2 separate regions of the Homo sapiens genome follow, and region 2 is linked to region 1. A link is an interaction called in ENCODE POLR2A ChIA-PET data of the cell type or tissue named here. Cell type or tissue: Panc1. All regions are shown on one strand. Each heading gives the region's core, and the rest is flanking DNA. Links, peaks and the distances in the headings are about the cores only.

Region 1 (9,252 bases), core at 479-8,478:
TCACAGAGGGCCCACAATTTCTACTCTGAGGGACTGAAATAAAGTGGTCAGAAGACAATCCTTTTTGGAACTGCTGCCTGGTTGCCCACCCAGAACTTGGTTGAGGACTGTATTTATCTCTTGCCTTGCTCAAGCGAGCCTTACCGATGTGGAACCCAGATACATCGGACTTAAAAAAAAATAACTTACCCCACATGTCCCCCTTGGCAGAGGGCTTAAAGCAGTATGGGTAAGAGGAACTGCTACTTAGCATTGGATTTAAGAGACAAAAGGATAGTGAAATCTTTGATCTCTGCCTCTAGCTATGAAAGTAAAGCCTGGCTGAGCAAGGGGAGTCATTCTGATTTTGGCAAGTGCTAGGATATTTCCTGTAACTGTTTGGTGAAACACACCCGCAGTGTCTTCAGACTAATACCAAAGAAATATTGAAACATGTCTCAGCAGAAGATACACAACAGACATGGTTCATTCCTTTCCTCTCTTGCTTGGGTGACAATGTTATCTTACCTCCTTCAATTTCTTGTCTGCTTGTGATGCTAAGTCATGTGGCAATGGCAGCAGCCAATCCCAGATTTTGCCTGCTGCTGCCTGAACCTCAGCCAGTACTGACTTTCGCCCTTTTCACTGGCACTTGGAAAAACAGTTGCATCACCTGTTCTGACTGAGCAGTGAGTGGCCATGGACCATTTTGTGTGACAGACTTTTAGTTTCACAGAAAGTGCAAAGCTGATCTAGACCGATTATCTGGAGATACATGGTCGGGAATGATCTGTGTCCTTGTATACTATCCATCAGGACCACTACAACCTGTGCTTTCCTGTGACTCTGGAAGCTAGACACCAGACCCAAGGTAACTATTGCCAATGACAGAACAAAAGAATGGGGGACCCAAAAATCTATTGAGCTTGCTCTTTTCTTTGAGGCCTACATTGCTACCTGTTAATATAGTACAGTTTGATATTTTTGTCAGAACAGTAGTAAAACACCTTGAATGCCAGGCAGACCCATTGAGAAAAATAAAATAAACTTACTTGGTTTGAAGAAATAAGTCAAATATAAGGATTAAGGTCTGATTCCTTTGCAGCTGGGCAAGAGTTAGAAGAGGAAGTTCATGCTTTGAATTAGAGCCTCTATGGGCTATGAATCCATATACTGTCCTTTAATTGCTAACTCAAAATTACCACCTCCCTAGAGTCTTCTTTCAATCCTCAAGCAACAGATGACTTCTGCCACTGGTACAACACAAAACATCTTCTGCCTTATATGGCAGGTATGTGGGCTGGCCTTGTGTACCACACAGGATCATGAACCTCTGAAGGCTTACACTTTTCTAGTACAACTTTGGGGTCCATAGGACACCTTGTATAGTTCCGGGCACACAGTGGCCCCTCAGACATTATGGGTGTATGAATGAATGTATAAATAATGAAGACTGCTCTGATCATAGTAGAAGTAGCCACTTTATGAGGGTGTATTGAACACTTCCATCAAGGTCATCTTGGAATATGGAAAATTGTGGGGACATTGGGAACTTTACAGTTAAAAAGCAGCTAGTTACAAAGCTATTCTTTTCAGGGATTCTTTAGAATAATAAGATTTTGTTCATAAAGAAAATTAGACTCACCTGCTCCATCCTTGGTCCAGTTTTCATCCTCATCAAAATGAGTGTCACCACCCAGACCCGGACCAGGAGGAAAGGCATGGCCAAGCACTCCCAAGGGACCATCAAAATAGCGAGGACACCGACCATGGACTGAGATACAATTTATGCGAGGAAAAAAGATCAGCTTCCTCAAATCTCCTGAGATAAAAATAGCTTTGCTCTCTGTTGAAAACCTTACCTCGAGTCCTAAAGGCAATCATGATGTCTGCAATCCCCTTTGAAATCTTGGTGAATTTTAGTGGAGTGACTTTGCTCCACACTTCTAAACCTTCTTGGATAGCCTCATCCACAGCAGCTCGTGCCATATCCGGAGTATAGTTTATTATTCTTAAAAATTAACAAAAATATGTCAATTTCTGGCTTATTCATGCATGAATATACACACATAACTACAAAAAACATTTCTAGCTTATCAATAATGTGCTGCAGTAACTTTGGTGTGGTGCAATTATCTTACAGTTGCATTAGCACTTTATTTAAATGAAATACTCTTACATATACTATAGAATTAAATTCCTTTATCTTCCCTATGAATCAGTAGTATTAACACTTCAACAAAGGAGGCTGAAAGAGGTTAAATGACTTCACTAAGATCACATCCCAAGACAGCATTTATCTCATGTACGTGTTGGCTTGTATATGAAAGTATTATAAAGACATTCTTAAAAAGAACTGAGAATCATTTTTTTGAATGGCTTGTAGAAATCAGTCTTGTGCATGTACCATATATTAAGAACTTTTTTTTTTTTGAGACAGAGTCTCGCTCTGTCCCCCAGGCTGGAGTGCAGTGGCGCGACCTCGGCTCACTGCAACCTCTGCCTCCCAGGTTCAAGTGATTCTCATGCCTCAGCCTCCTGAGTAGCTGGGACTACAGGCGCGTGCCACCAGGCCCAGCTAATTTTTGTGTTTTTTAGTAGAGATGGGGTTTTGCCACGTTTGCCAGGCTGGTCTCAAACTCCTGAACTCAGGTGATCCGTCTGCCTCAGCCTCCCAAAGTGCTGGGATTACAGGCATGAGCCACCACACCCAGTCCATATATTAAGAATCTTACATGAGAACCACAAGAATTGCTCAGGAAAAGATTTTTCTCGTTTATGTTGCCTATCTTGCTAAATTCATTTTTATCTCAAGTCCTAGCACTCAGTAAGATGAAAGAAGAACTATCAGAAAGGCTGTAGAGTGATGGTCAAGGTGACTGTCTCTGTCTCAGATCAAAGGCATACCTCATCCTCTTCCTGCCAATGAGTCAGCCTGCCCCCTTTTCCTTGAGATGTCTGAGGGAAACACCCTACTTTGCTCTGAGGGGCTCATCTGAGATTTGGCAACTCTCTCTCTCACACACACATGTCTCTGACATAAACTGGTTGTGTTCCAGGGTCTCCCCATTTTCTCTTGGGCACCCTTCATTCATGCTGTCAAGTATCTGCAGTCAGATGACAGTATTTGTTGGGAGCTTATATGATGGTGGCAGAGGCTAGAGATGAGAGCATGTCTGCTGGAGCCAGTAAGAGCTGTGTAACCTCAGCCACGGTAAATAAACTTTTGTTTCAGTTTCTCTGTATTTAAGATGGTGGTAGCAGCAGAGCCTACAGCACAGGTTTGTTGGGAAGATACCGTAAATGGAGCCTAAGATGTGCTGTGCACACAGGAAGTGCTCAGTCAATTGAATGAATATTATTCTGTTCCTTGGAAATTATCTTTATGTTCCTTTGGATTAGGCGGAAATAAGCTGGCAGAAGCATTACCTGTAGGTGAGGTTGTATTTTCTCCACCCAGGGAGGGTGTAGCCATACTGGCCCACATCAGGCACCCCACACCTGGGTGTCTTCATGATCTCAAGGGTGTTTGAGTCCAGTTTTCCAGTCACTGTCAATCCAAAAAATGCTTGCATTTCCCGAATTTTGTCATCTATGAGACTCCTATTCTTGCTTTGAACAAGATGATTCCCTTCTATTTCAAGAGAGTAGAACTGGTTGAGATATGCCTGACCAAAAAGATAAGAAAAAAAAAAAAGAGGCACAGACTACAGGAGAGCAAATCTCCATCTCAGGATAAAGCAAAATTGCCTAAAATTCCTTCTGGCAATAGGAAAGGGGAAAAAAAAGAAGTAATGAGAGAAAGTGAGGAGTGAAGGAGGAAAGAAGAAAGGAAGGACACAAAGAGGAAAATAACGAGTCACCCTGCTCTTTCAATTTCCAAGACTTGGTTGACTTATGAGTGACCAGAATTAGCCAAAGCACGCAGCTCTTAAACCTCCACAGAAGAGAATGAAGCTTCGTCTGTCTGTTGAATGATGACCTATCTTACATATTTTTGCTGTTACTTTCATTTTGGTGTTTCTTTGAAACAAGTTCTAGGATAAATAAGTGATTATCCATTTTGCACATGTATTTGCTTTAACCAAAAATAAAAAGTTAACTGAACTGATTTTTAGAGGGAATCTGTAAAGCAATGTATTTTTTTTCATACATATAGGGATTAGGGCTCCAAATTGTAGATTGGGTCCTCCTGGTTGTCTTGAAATGCTTTTATAGTGATCTCCATACCTTGCAGGGCTCTCTCCTTTCTCCTCGCACTAAACATCCCTTCATTTGTGACCATTGCTAAAAGTTATAGCAGATCCTTTCCCCCTCCCTGTGCCAGCCCTCCTCCCCAACACAATTTCCTGATATCGTCAGAGATAGACAAATGAAAAGCAGTTCCTTCTCACAAAAAAGTTCAGGACTCTTTTGCAGGAATGTGTTTTCTTTTTAGGTCCCAAGAGAATCAATAAAATAAGCTTTTTATCAATAGTCATCGATATCATTTATTAAGACAGTACCTGAGCCAGTTGCATATTTTCTTCATTTTCCGTCATCCGGACTAAGGGAAATGCAGAAGAAAATGTTATAAAGAACAAAAACAGAAGCAGAAGGCGCTTCATTCCTCTCTTTCTTCAGCTGAAGCCGGTTCTGTTAGCACAGAATTTAGAAAATAATAGTGAGACGTGGCATGAATTGGCTTGTATCATCATTTAATTAATAACAGAAAGGGACACTTGCCATAAAGTGTGTCATGATTTGCTTTTTTTTTTTTTTTTTTTTGACTGAGCTGATTTTGTAATCTTGGCCTGCAATTGTTTAGTAAACACAGTTAGTGCTTATTACTGAATTGAATATACTGGGAAGTGAGCCTCCAAGTTATTTTTTTTTCCTTGCAAAGTTTTCTTTTGAAGGCAATCTCAGAATATCTTGGTAGGATGTTATCATAAAAAGACAAATGAATCAGGAGTCAGATTACCCTTATTAACTAAGATAAACTTCAAATGTTTATTGAATTCCTACTGTTTGCCTGCCCCTGTGAATGCAATCTTGTTGGAGAATTCAGACACATACAGAAATTAATGTAGGACAAAAAGGAGGCAAGTGGGCAAATACACAGTGCAGATTGTAAAGACTAAGAAGGGCCAAAGGCAGATCATTGCTTATGAGTGTGGCCTTGAGGTTTTATGCAAGTTAAATACAGCCTGCACTGGGGCTTGCACTAGGGCTTGCTCTGGGTTTTGGAGAATGTGTAGAATTTGGATTTACAGAGGAAGGAAGAAGAAGTATGAGTGCAAAGAGGCCATGGGAAGGAGGTAACACAGCAGAAATAAGCTGCAGGAAATCTGGCCTGACTGGAACAAAATACATATGTAGACAGCTATGGAAGATGGGATGGAGGGTCTCATGGACAAGACAGCTGACTGGGAAGATGAAGAGTCATAGAGGTCATGGATGATGAAGGCCAAAATTAACATCAGAAGTGAGAATATAGTTAGTGAGAGCCTTTTGGATTAATTTCAATATATTCTTCTTTACTTGGGCTACTTTTAGATGAAGGAACAGTCTTAGTTACAGCAATGTCCTCCCTCACTTGTCCTCCCCTTTTCTTCTACCAATTATTAAAATTTTCTTCCCTTTCTTCCCAAATGTTAACTCCTCAATCGATACACCTTTCTAAATCTTCCTTGTCCATATCCTAAACAAAATTTATATGGCATAGCTGAGGAACTTATAGGATCTAAGTAGATACATACTTCCTTTGCATTTAAAGCTCATCCCAGTTATAAATCTTGTTTCAGAAATATTATTATTTACTGTTTTAATATATGTATATAGTTTAAATTGTTTAATTGGCCTCTGGAGCAATGGGATGAAGGGGAGAAGGCAGACATGATCAGGATTTGTGTTATAATGGTATTAAGTACAAGTATGCTAAGTACAAGTATGCTCATTGTATTGTTCTTTTGTGTTTTTTAAACTCTAAAATATTTCAGAACAAAATTTAAAAAAAAATAGAGTTACCAGAAAAAGGGAAGTCAAATGGTGCTATCTTGTTGTAACGAAAAAGCATCTCTCTGCCCTAACCTTTCGCTCCTTCAAGTCCTGCTCCCCAAAGGTAACTTCTTTAAATTATTTTTATAGCTTTTTATCTTTATGTTTAACTCCACATTTGTAAATAACGTGCTTATGCTACTATTTCTCGAGTTTTCAAAGTTAAATGTTATTATTAACATCTTCCTATGGAAAAGAAGGACTTAACACTCCTTCTGCTTTCCTAATTTGGTTATAGGAATGTTTAAGCCCGTAATCAGCGTTCATACAATTATGACCATGAAAATATTATTCACAAGAGAATCACGTAGTATACTATGATTACATATCCTTTTCTTTTTTTTCCCTTTTTTTTTGAGACGGACTCTCGCTCTGTCACCCAGGCTGGAGTGCATTGGCACAATCTCGGCTCACTGCGACATTTGCCTCCCGGGTTCAAGCAATTCTCCTGCCTCAGCCTCCCATGTAGCTGAGACTACAGGCATGCACCACCATGCCTGGCTAATTTTTGTATTTTTAGTAGAGATGGGGTTTCACCATGTTGACCAGGCTGGTCTTGAACTCCTGACCTCAGGTGATCCACCCCCCTCAGCCTCCCAAAGTGCTGGGATTACAGGTGTGAGCCACCATGCCTGGCCTTACATCTCCTTTCTTGTATAGCCTTTTTTCTCCGCAGTTGATAGTTGAATTGATTTTTATATGCTAATTCTTTACCAAATTCTTCCATAGAACTCTTAAACTCTCTCAGAATAACCAAACATGACAGGAAATATAGCAGCAGTTTTTTTCCCTTGAACTCATCCCTCTGAGACCCCTTGCTTGCCTTCTCCAGTCTGGGTCTGTTGTAGAACTGTCATCCTCTCATTAACCAGAAAACTTGTATTGTGTCTCTGTGTTAGATCTCTGGCTACTGGGTTTCACTTCTACCTATGTCTTGATTTACTCCCTTGTTTTGATGCAACATGTCTCTCAGGAGTTTTCTAAGAAAGAATATAAGGAAAATAAATATTCTGATTTTTTTCATACCTAAGAATGCCCTTTATTTCATCCTCACACTTGATTGGTGTATGACTGGATACAGAATTTCAGTCTAAAATAAATTTGCCTGAGAACTTTGAAGGATAATGAAGATTCCATTATTTTCCAGACTCTAGTGCTGCTGTTGAAAAGTTTTATACTCTGATTCTTGATGTTTTTCTTTTGAAAGGTTTTGGAAATCTTCTCTTTACCTAGATATTTATAAATTTTATAGTTATGCTCTTGATGTAGGTCTTTTGTATTAACATTTTTGGACAGTAAGTGGACCTTTTTTTCATGGAAACTTCAATTTAAGGTAACTTTCCAATATAGTTTTGGTTATAATTTCTTCCTATTCATTTTCTCCTTTTCTACCCATTCATTTTCTCTTCTTTCTTTCCATATCTGTTGGACCTCCTAGATTGAGTCTTTATGCTTCTAATATATCCTATTTTCTACCAACTTAACTTTCCAGCCCACCGATTGTTAATTTCAGCTAAGACATTTAATTTCCAAGAACTCTTTCCAGTTCTGAGTATTCTTTTACATTTTTAAGCTTTTTTTTTGCATTTCATTAGTGTTTTTGGACATAAAATATGTCTTATTTATTTATTTAAATAAATTACTAAATAATTAATAATACATAATTCATAACTAAATAAATAAGAAATTATTAAATAAATAAGACATATTTTACATCCAAAATTATATTCTTATATTTAATTCTTATATTTATTTATTTGTTTGTTTAAATAAACAAAAGAAGGCATACTCTGTCACCCAAGCTCGAATGCGGTGACACAGTCATGACTCACTGCAGCCTCAAACTCCTGGGTTCGAGTGATCCTCCTGCCACAGCCTCCCGAGTAGCTGGGACTATAGTTGCATGCCACCATGCCCAGCTAATATTTTTATTTTTATTTTTTTGTAGGGACAAGGTCTCACTATGTTGCCCAGGCTGGTCTTGAATGCTGAGCCTCAAGCAGTCCTTCTGCCTCAGCCTTCCAAAAGTGTTGGGATTACAGGCACAAACCACTGTACCCAGTCTCTTCTTATTTTTAAAGAATGTTAATGTTAAGTATACTTTAGTTTATTTCGACATTTTCTTTTGCTCCTACAATTGTCTCTAGTTCCTCAAAGTCTCTCCTTTGGTCTCTGTTTTTCACACTGCAATCTTTTCAAAAATATTTGGTGACTTTGTGTTGTGCAATCTGCTTAAGAATGAGAGGCAAGAAAGCAGACTGGAAGCTCTCATGTGTAGAGGCAGGGATGGTGAATTGATGACCTTCACTGCAGGGAGGTGGGGCACTTCCCACACCCTTCATGTGATGTATTAGTCAGGATGAGATTTGGTTGAATGTAACACAAAAACCCAAAATAACAGATGCTTAGTTAAATAAAAATGTATTTTTGCCTCACATTAAAAAAAAGTGCCCAGATTTGGAAGCCTAGGGTTTGTTTGACAGCTCCATATCATCAAGGGTAGGCAACATCTACCTTGCTACACCACTCTGTCAGTACAATGCCTCATGAGTCAGCTGCCTTCTCAACCTCTAGCCATTACATCTGCATTACAGGCAGAAAGAAGGAGGAAGGCAGAGAAAAAGTAATTTTCCAGTCCCTTTCCAGAAGCCCCACACAACATTCTGCTTACACATTTTGGCTAGAAATAAACACATGGCCATATCCAGCTGTAAGCCTAGCTGTAAGCAAGGCTACAAAATATGACGCATTGCTACCTCAAATGAAATTGGAGTCTCACTGCAGAAGAAGTGTAGACTGAAGGTTAAGATAGGTCATTAGCAGCCCTGCCACACTGAGATTTCTCCAGTGTTGGTATCTGTAATTTCTTTTTTTTCTGAGGCTGGTAAGTTACTCCAGAGAAAGCTCATCCAATTTCCCATCATTTAAATCTCCAAGGAACAAAGCTGTAGGAGATTCTTCTGATGTCCTCTGCCACATACCCACAGCATTAATTTAGTTGCACAAGGGGTGGACTGGTTTGTGTAACTCACTTTGCTCTGACAAAGTGCAAAAGTAATTGTGGTTACTTTTGCACCAACCTAATACAACTTTAAGCACAGACTGTGTGTCTTTTTGCTTTCTTCCCAGAGCATTGAGATGCCATCAAGCCTTCCAGGTCAGCATGACAGTACAGCCTGGAAGTGTAAAGAAGTTAACACTCTCAGGGAACATCCTCATCCAATGGGGAATGGA
Region 2 (9,252 bases), core at 501-8,500, 470 kb before region 1:
TTGCCCTAGAGTTGACAACTGCCAGAGTGCATGAATTGGCAGGGAAATGAAGCTGTTCTTTAGCTACCAACTCTTTCACTAACTGCTTCTATTCTGAAAGTGTTTAGCAAGGCTTTTGTGCCTGTATTCATCCAGCTCCTGGCTTTGATGCTTTCTAGAATCCACACTACCCCTCCTCTCTGATTATCTAGATGTTAAATCATCCTTAGGAGCCACTTCAAACCCATTTCACACACAACACCTTTACTTACTCCTCTAATCTGTATTGCTCTCTTCTCCAGACCCCTGTAGCACTTAATGGTTTATGTTAGTTTTTCTGAAAGTATGTTCTATTGAAGCTCTGAGGAGTGTTAATGTTGTCATATGCAAAAAAGGCTCTGTGGCCAAGTAAGTTTGGGAAACCTAGAAGCAAGGCTAGGAAGATGGATTTATTCAAAGCCCTCTGGGAAGGCTTGTTTTGCTGTTAGGAAGGTGCATCTCCTAAGGGTAGAATAAAGTATTCTTGCAGTCTTTCTATTTTAGTGTTTCCCAAAGTATATTTAAGGCCAAGGTAGGTCTATACCACTCATGTTTATGTTTAGTCTTATTATGGTGGTGCTTATCTGGAAGACAGGGTAGTGATGCTGTCGTGTTGTGTACTTGTTCTTTCTCCCGCTGCTGCATATAATTTTTCAAGGGCTTTTTTATTTTTTTCATGACTCCTTTAGTGCTCAGCACATAATAGCAATCAAGCTGTTATTGGATATCTGAACAATGTTGAAGCAAAAGTAAACTTGGCATTGTTATTTTGTTATCTGTGAGTTGTTTGACCTGATATAAATTCTAGGTATCAGTTTAGGTCAGTCAGGAGCGCTTTTCTTTCCCTGTGCATTTCTCTGTGCTCATATGATACAGCCCTGATGTTAGCTTTTCAAAAAGGACTTTGTTATCTCTGTGTGTTTCCACTAGGTGATACTATCAACCAAAGCACCCTGCCCTCACAGCAGAACCGTTTCCCAGACTACCTTGAAGCCATTCCTGGGACAAATGTGGACCTTGGAACACTGGAAGGAGATGGAATGAACATAGAAGGAGAGGAGCTGATGCCAAGTCTGCAGGAAGCTTTGAGTTCTGACATCCTTAATGACATGGAGTCTGTTTTGGCTGCCACCAAGCTAGATAAAGAAAGCTTTCTTACATGGTTATAGAGCCCTCAGGCAGACTGAATTCTAAATCTGTGAAGGATCTAAGGAGACACATGCACCGGAAATTTCCATAAGCCAGTTGCAGTTTTCAGGCTAATACAGAAAAAGATGAACAAACGTCCAGCAAGATACTTTAATCCTCTATTTTGCTCTTCCTTGTCCATTGCTGCTGTTAATGTATTGCTGACCTCTTTCACAGTTGGCTCTAAAGAATCAAAAGAAAAAAACTTTTTATTTCTTTTGCTATTAAAACTACTGTTCATTTTGGGGGCTGGGGGAAGTGAGCCTGTTTGGATGATGGATGCCATTCCTTTTGCCCAGTTAAATGTTCACCAATCATTTTAACTAAATACTCAGACTTAGAAGTCAGATGCTTCATGTCACAGCATTTAGTTTGTTCAACAGTTGTTTCTTCAGCTTCCTTTGTCCAGTGGAAAAACATGATTTACTGGTCTGACAAGCCAAAAATGTTATATCTGATATTAAATACTTAATGCTGATTTGAAGAGATAGCTGAAACCAAGGCTGAAGACTGTTTTACTTTCAGTATTTTCTTTTCCTCCTAGTGCTATCATTAGTCACATAATGACCTTGATTTTATTTTAGGAGCTTATAAGGCATGAGACAATTTCCATATAAATATATTAATTATTGCCACATACTCTAATATAGATTTTGGTGGATAATTTTGTGGGTGTGCATTTTGTTCTGTTTTGTTGGGTTTTTTGTTTTTTTTGTTTTTGGCAGGGTCGGTGGGGGGGTTGGTTGGTTGGTTGGTTTTGTCGGAACCTAGGCAAATGACCATATTAGTGAATCTGTTAATAGTTGTAGCTTGGGATGGTTATTGTAGTTGTTTTGGTAAAATCTTCATTTCCTGGTTTTTTTTACCACCTTATTTAAATCTCGATTATCTGCTCTCTCTTTTATATACATACACACACCCAAACATAACATTTATAATAGTGTGGTAGTGGAATGTATCCTTTTTTAGGTTTCCCTGCTTTCCAGTTAATTTTTAAAATGGTAGCGCTTTGTATGCATTTAGAATACATGACTAGTAGTTTATATTTCACTGGTAGTTTAAATCTGGTTGGGGCAGTCTGCAGATGTTTGAAGTAGTTTAGTGTTCTAGAAAGAGCTATTACTGTGGATAGTGCCTAGGGGAGTGCTCCACGCCCTCTGGGCATACGGTAGATATTATCTGATGAATTGGAAAGGAGCAAACCAGAAATGGCTTTATTTTCTCCCTTGGACTAATTTTTAAGTCTCGATTGGAATTCAGTGAGTAGGTTCATAATGTGCATGACAGAAATAAGCTTTATAGTGGTTTACCTTCATTTAGCTTTGGAAGTTTTCTTTGCCTTAGTTTTGGAAGTAAATTCTAGTTTGTAGTTCTCATTTGTAATGAACACATTAACGACTAGATTAAAATATTGCCTTCAAGATTGTTCTTACTTACAAGACTTGCTCCTACTTCTATGCTGAAAATTGACCCTGGATAGAATACTATAAGGTTTTGAGTTAGCTGGAAAAGTGATCAGATTAATAAATGTATATTGGTAGTTGAATTTAGCAAAGAAATAGAGATAATCATGATTATACCTTTATTTTTACAGGAAGAGATGATGTAACTAGAGTATGTGTCTACAGGAGTAATAATGGTTTCCAAAGAGTATTTTTTAAAGGAACAAAACGAGCATGAATTAACTCTTCAATATAAGCTATGAAGTAATAGTTGGTTGTGAATTAAAGTGGCACCAGCTAGCACCTCTGTGTTTTAAGGGTCTTTCAATGTTTCTAGAATAAGCCCTTATTTTCAAGGGTTCATAACAGGCATAAAATCTCTTCTCCTGGCAAAAGCTGCTATGAAAAGCCTCAGCTTGGGAAGATAGATTTTTTTCCCCCCAATTACAAAATCTAAGTATTTTGGCCCTTCAATTTGGAGGAGGGCAAAAGTTGGAAGTAAGAAGTTTTATTTTAAGTACTTTCAGTGCTCAAAAAAATGCAATCACTGTGTTGTATATAATAGTTCATAGGTTGATCACTCATAATAATTGACTCTAAGGCTTTTATTAAGAAAACAGCAGAAAGATTAAATCTTGAATTAAGTCTGGGGGGAAATGGCCACTGCAGATGGAGTTTTAGAGTAGTAATGAAATTCTACCTAGAATGCAAAATTGGGTATATGAATTACATAGCATGTTGTTGGGATTTTTTTTAATGTGCAGAAGATCAAAGCTACTTGGAAGGAGTGCCTATAATTTGCCAGTAGCCACAGATTAAGATTATATCTTATATATCAGCAGATTAGCTTTAGCTTAGGGGGAGGGTGGGAAAGTTTGGGGGGGGGGTTGTGAAGATTTAGGGGGACCTTGATAGAGAACTTTATAAACTTCTTTCTCTTTAATAAAGACTTGTCTTACACCGTGCTGCCATTAAAGGCAGCTGTTCTAGAGTTTCAGTCACCTAAGTACACCCACAAAACAATATGAATATGGAGATCTTCCTTTACCCCTCAACTTTAATTTGCCCAGTTATACCTCAGTGTTGTAGCAGTACTGTGATACCTGGCACAGTGCTTTGATCTTACGATGCCCTCTGTACTGACCTGAAGGAGACCTAAGAGTCCTTTCCCTTTTTGAGTTTGAATCATAGCCTTGATGTGGTCTCTTGTTTTATGTCCTTGTTCCTAATGTAAAAGTGCTTAACTGCTTCTTGGTTGTATTGGGTAGCATTGGGATAAGATTTTAACTGGGTATTCTTGAATTGCTTTTACAATAAACCAATTTTATAATCTTTAAATTTATCAACTTTTTACATTTGTGTTATTTTCAGTCAGGGCTTCTTAGATCTACTTATGGTTGATGGAGCACATTGATTTGGAGTTTCAGATCTTCCAAAGCACTATTTGTTGTAATAACTTTTCTAAATGTAGTGCCTTTAAAGGAAAAATGAACACAGGGAAGTGACTTTGCTACAAATAATGTTGCTGTGTTAAGTATTCATATTAAATACATGCCTTCTATATGGAACATGGCAGAAAGACTGAAAAATAACAGTAATTAATTGTGTAATTCAGAATTCATACCAATCAGTGTTGAAACTCAAACATTGCAAAAGTGGGTGGCAATATTCAGTGCTTAACACTTTTCTAGCGTTGGTACATCTGAGAAATGAGTGCTCAGGTGGATTTTATCCTCGCAAGCATGTTGTTATAAGAATTGTGGGTGTGCCTATCATAACAATTGTTTTCTGTATCTTGAAAAAGTATTCTCCACATTTTAAATGTTTTATATTAGAGAATTCTTTAATGCACACTTGTCAAATATATATATATAGTACCAATGTTACCTTTTTATTTTTTGTTTTAGATGTAAGAGCATGCTCATATGTTAGGTACTTACATAAATTGTTACATTATTTTTTCTTATGTAATACCTTTTTGTTTGTTTATGTGGTTCAAATATATTCTTTCCTTAAACTCTTCTTTGTTGTTTTTAACAATTGATATTTGAAACTTTTTTTTTTTTTGGCTTCTTACTGGTCTTCCAATAGAACAAGAACTGGCAATAAAAGGTGATTACAGTAGTAACTGGGAAGACAAGTTAAACTTAAGTTTCGTTGTGCTTTAAGTTAGGCTTGACATTTGGAACTTTTGAAGTATGGATATATAATTCTTTTAACTTTGTGTTCTTACTCTTCACATACACCATCCTCATCCGTGGTAGTGTCTAAGCAGAACTGCGTCTGCTTGATTCTTAAATGACTTCACTACATGTGACGGCACAGAGGACACTGAGAACATAAGAACATGGCACTGTCTTTCAGAATGGCCTTTGGTTTTACTTCTTTAATATATTCTCTCAGGCCAGGCGTGGTGGCTCACGCCTGTAATCCCAGCACTTTGGGAAGCCAAGGCAGGCGGATTACCTGAGGTTGGGAGTTCAAGACCAGCCTGACCAACATGGAGAAACCCCGTCTCTACTAAAAATACAAAATTAGCTGGGCGTGGTGTCGCATGCCTGTAATCCCAGCTACTCGGGAGGCTGAGAATATATATATATTCTGTTCTATTTTGGAGGTCATGAGAGAATATTATATATTAGTAAAAAGCATTACTTACTGGCTTATAAATAAAAACATTCACAAATTGAAGTGGTAGGTCCTGACCTTTGAATAAGAAGTAGATTTGAGTATCTTTAAAGATGGCTGGACGTGGTGGCTCACGCCTGTAATTTCAGCATTGTGGGCGGAGGCTGAGGCGGACAGATCACCCGAGGTCAGGAGTTCGACAGCAGCCTAGTCAACATGGTGAAACCCCATCTGTACTAAAAATACAAAAATTAGCTGGGCATGGTGGTGCATGCTTGCAATCCCAGCTACTTGAGAGGCTGAGGTGGGAGGATCACTTGAACCCGTAAGGCAGAGGCTGCGGTAAGCCAAGACCACGCCACTACACTCCAGCCTGCGTGACAGAGCGAGACTCCATCTCAGAAAAAAAAAAAAAAAAGATTGATTTCTGTGTTTGCGTGTATAATAGCTTCAATTATTGACACATCTATTTTGGTGAGGCAAATCTGAAAATGCTTCATATTTTACAATATATAATTTCTTTATGTTAGAACACTAATTTCGTGTAGCTTGAAATTGATTATTTCCTTTTTGTAGTTCAGATATAGTGGTGGTACATCTTGGCTCAAAACCATACCTTGTGTCTGTAGACACTGTGCTTGTTGCTCCACGGTGGTACACTTTTTGTCAGATGGTGTGAAGCCCAGTAATGTGAATCTGCCTTCATTCTGGATCTCTGAACCAGAATTGTACCATCTTTAGTTAACTCTGAGTTTAACAGAATACTCAGAAAAATGTATTTAGATTTGGGAATAGCCTCTAACGAGAACAAGGAGGAACATTCCAAATACTTGAGAAGTATAGTAGTCATACTTAAAACATGATTTACATAATGTTTTTCTTAGACCCCAAATTAAAGTTCAACAGCTCAGTAAGTGAATTGCTCAGCTGCAATAAGCAAGAAAACAGTCTTCCAGAGGGAGGGGGAGGGGGAGAGAGATCAGTAACTACTAGTGAAAGGAAACCTAGGTGACTACTGCAGAAGTGATCGGTAGACTGGGGGTTTTGTTTAATTCCCCAACCCCGATTTCCATTTCTTGACAGCTGAGGTTACAAAAGAAAGGCAGCCCCAAGGAGCTGATGATGTTTTCTTACCTTCTCTAATGGCAGCCAGACTCTCCCTGCTTCTGTAATCATCAGTTTTACTGACAGAAAACCTGGCTTTATTGCGGGTAAATTCCTGGCTCCGGGGTTCCACATGTGCTAACGCTGTTGGAATCAACAGTAGCTCTGGCAGGATGTCTGCCATGTCATCCCTATTCAACTTTAAACTGTTGGCACTTAGTCTTTTTTAGCCATGAGAACTTTGTGATAAATCTTTTTTGATTTAAAGCTTAACTACTAAATTAAAATTCAGATGAGAAGTCGGTGACATTTAGTACTACAGTTTTTCCAAGTCACACATAAAATATGTTTTGCTACCTTGAACACAAAAAGCTCTGACATAGGTAAAATGGATAATTTCTTAACCATAAACATAGCCTTAATACTGCCACAAATGAAAACAGTTGCAGAATCAAGACATGAGCAAAACAAAATGACACTGAAAAGGTATTCTGAATTAAAGTCTGCCGTATTTTAACAAAAAACAAAACTCCCAAAGTGACCTGACTTACAAGCTGCTATGATCCTGTTAGAAACAAAAAACCTAGTATCTTTGCCACTGAAAGCAATTATTTGGAGACCTCTTAGCAAAGGGTCTACTTCTGTAAAATTTTTGAACACCTAGTCTAGTTAACTTAAAAACAAACTTTAACTGTTAAAGAAACAAGAACTAGAGGTACTGTAACTTTGTGAAATTGGTATTGGTTTGCACTCAGTTAGTGGACAGGGCTTGATTTTTTTGTAAAAGGAACTTGTAAAAACTTCTTAGGGTTGTGACATACCTTTCCCCACGTTTCCTTACATCTTGTCCCAGGTATATTTTTGTGGAATTATAGTTCCCACGACCTTCATAGAATCTATATAAAATATGAGTTAAACTTCACATTTGGTTGTAATTTTACTTGGGATATTATTAGAAGCCACATCTCAGTTCTTTTTTTTTTTTTTTTTCTTTTTTTGAGACGGGGTCTCGCTCTGTCACCCAGGCTGGAGTGCAGTGCCGCAATGTCAGCTCACAGCAACCTCCACTTCCTGGGCTCAAGCAGTTCTCGTGCCTCAGCCTCCCAAGCAGCTTGCGCCACCCACCCAGCTAATTTTTGTATTTTTTGTAGAGACGTGGGGTTTCACCATGTTGTCCAGGCTGGTCTCAAACTCCTGAGCTCAAGTAATCAATCTGCCCACCTCCACCTTCCAAAGTGCTGGGATTACAGGCCTGAGCCACCACGCCGTGCCCCACATCTCAGTTCCTTTTAAAGCATTTGTTCTGTTTCAAATCGGGTTTTTATGTTACAGTGGATTTACACAATTAAAATGATAGCATATCTGGCAAACTTGAACTAATTTTCTCAAGGATCTGGATTAAATGGCAGGATCTGAGAGAAAATCTCCTGTCTATCAGTGCTATCACCAAGAGCTACTGAAGCCAGCTACTCAAAGCTGAGCTTCACTAGTGATGCAGCCATTGGGAAACCTAGCTAAAGACACTTCCTCCTCCTTCAGGGAACCTCTCAGCAACTTGTATTTGGCACTTTTTTCTACTGAATAAGAGGTAAAGCCTGGCACGGTGGCTCACGCCTGTAATCCCAGCAATTTGGGAGGCCAAGGCAGGCAGGTTACCTGAGGTCAGGAGTTCAGGACCAGCCTGGACAACATGGTGAGACCCCGTATCTACTAAAAATACAAAAATTCGTTGGCTGCGGTGGCAGGCAGCTGTAATTCCAGCAACTGGGGAGGCTGAGGCACGGAGAATTGCTTGAACCCAGGAGGCGGAGGTTGCAGTGAGCTGAGATCGCGCCACTGCATTCCAGCCTGGGCAACAGAGCGAGACTCTGTCTCAGGGGGAAAAAAAAAAAAGGAAGAGGAGGTAAACACATCTGCAGGCAGAGTTCAGCAGAGGCATCTGCCTCATGGGCTGTAGCCCAGTGGATTCTAAATGATACTAGGATCACAACTAGATAAGACTGATCACTTGGATGACCGTGAATTAAGACCTTAGATTTTATAAGAGATACAATGGCTCATATTCAGGGACAGCCAGACTGTTAGGTAATTTGAAGTCACACCACAAAAACCACATGTGCATCATCTTCCAAAAGGAGGCCATTTGCTGAGGTGTTTTGTCTCTGAGCACTAGTAAGTCTGTTGAGCCCTGTAAAATAATCCCAAATGGGACTGCCCAGTGAAGAATGTGGACTTGAGATTTAGTTGTTCTTTTACAGTCCAAATCATTGAAAGACAGCATAGCTTTTCTGTATTCTAGGCCAAAGGAATTTCTGTGGAATTCTGCTATGGGAGTTTCAGAAAACCAGCCTAAGCCCATTTAGTGTCATTCAGAAAACAGCTGATGCTTCATTGAGGGGCAGCGGGCGGGGATGGGGGTGACGGGTGCTTAACAGCCAACTCACAGCTCACCTTCGAGGCCACATCTTTATCTGGAATGCAGTGGCAAACCCTACCCCAAATTCAGGATGTTGCTGAGGAAATTTTCCACTGATTTGAGCTAAAACTTTGACTAAATCCCTATCAGTCTTCCAAAATCACTGAAGAAAAATTCTCAATACCTGAACATCTCCAGTGTTCTCATAGTTTTGTTGTTCTATCCTGGTCACTATGACAAATTTGAAAGGCAGATTATTCCAATTAAGTTGGTGTCCCACTGCCATCACTTACTGTGGGATTTGGAGTCTCTCAGACTTTTTCTCCATCAGGGGTAAAGTGAACGTACTACAATTTGCACTATCTCAAGACACTGATAAAGAAGATCAAAGTGTTATAAAAGCAACTGGTAAACCGTTAACATTCCTTAAAAGTGATACTGTATTTTAAAATCACT

The links. ChIA-PET counts read pairs that join two places held together with the same protein. Peaks named below come from ENCODE experiments on the same cell type or tissue, not always from the same donor. Only the 100,000 strongest peaks of a DNase experiment are listed, where the experiment ranks them.
Region 2: POLR2A ChIA-PET joins it to region 1 with 14 read pairs; 2 of 35 experiments call an interaction of 5 or more read pairs at or near these places.

Annotation. Positions count from the first base shown.
Region 1 is chr11:102,701,129-102,710,380 of GRCh38, forward strand. MMP27 (matrix metallopeptidase 27) reads right to left here and starts at 4,641. Exons shown (of 10, transcript NM_022122.3): 1 at 4,485-4,641; 2 at 3,409-3,647; 3 at 1,842-1,990; 4 at 1,625-1,753. The coding sequence starts at 4,586. In Panc1, for the core only: no CTCF peak of the experiment used is centred there; no DNase peak of the experiment used is centred there.
Region 2 is chr11:102,228,754-102,238,005 of GRCh38, forward strand. It overlaps YAP1 (Yes1 associated transcriptional regulator), which reads left to right. Exons shown (of 9, transcript NM_001130145.3): 9 at 949-4,671. The coding sequence ends at 1,187. Among named protein-coding and RNA genes, the nearest start is that of BIRC3, 84 kb to the right of the region's middle. In Panc1, for the core only: no CTCF peak of the experiment used is centred there; no DNase peak of the experiment used is centred there; H3K27ac peaks cover 1,279 bases.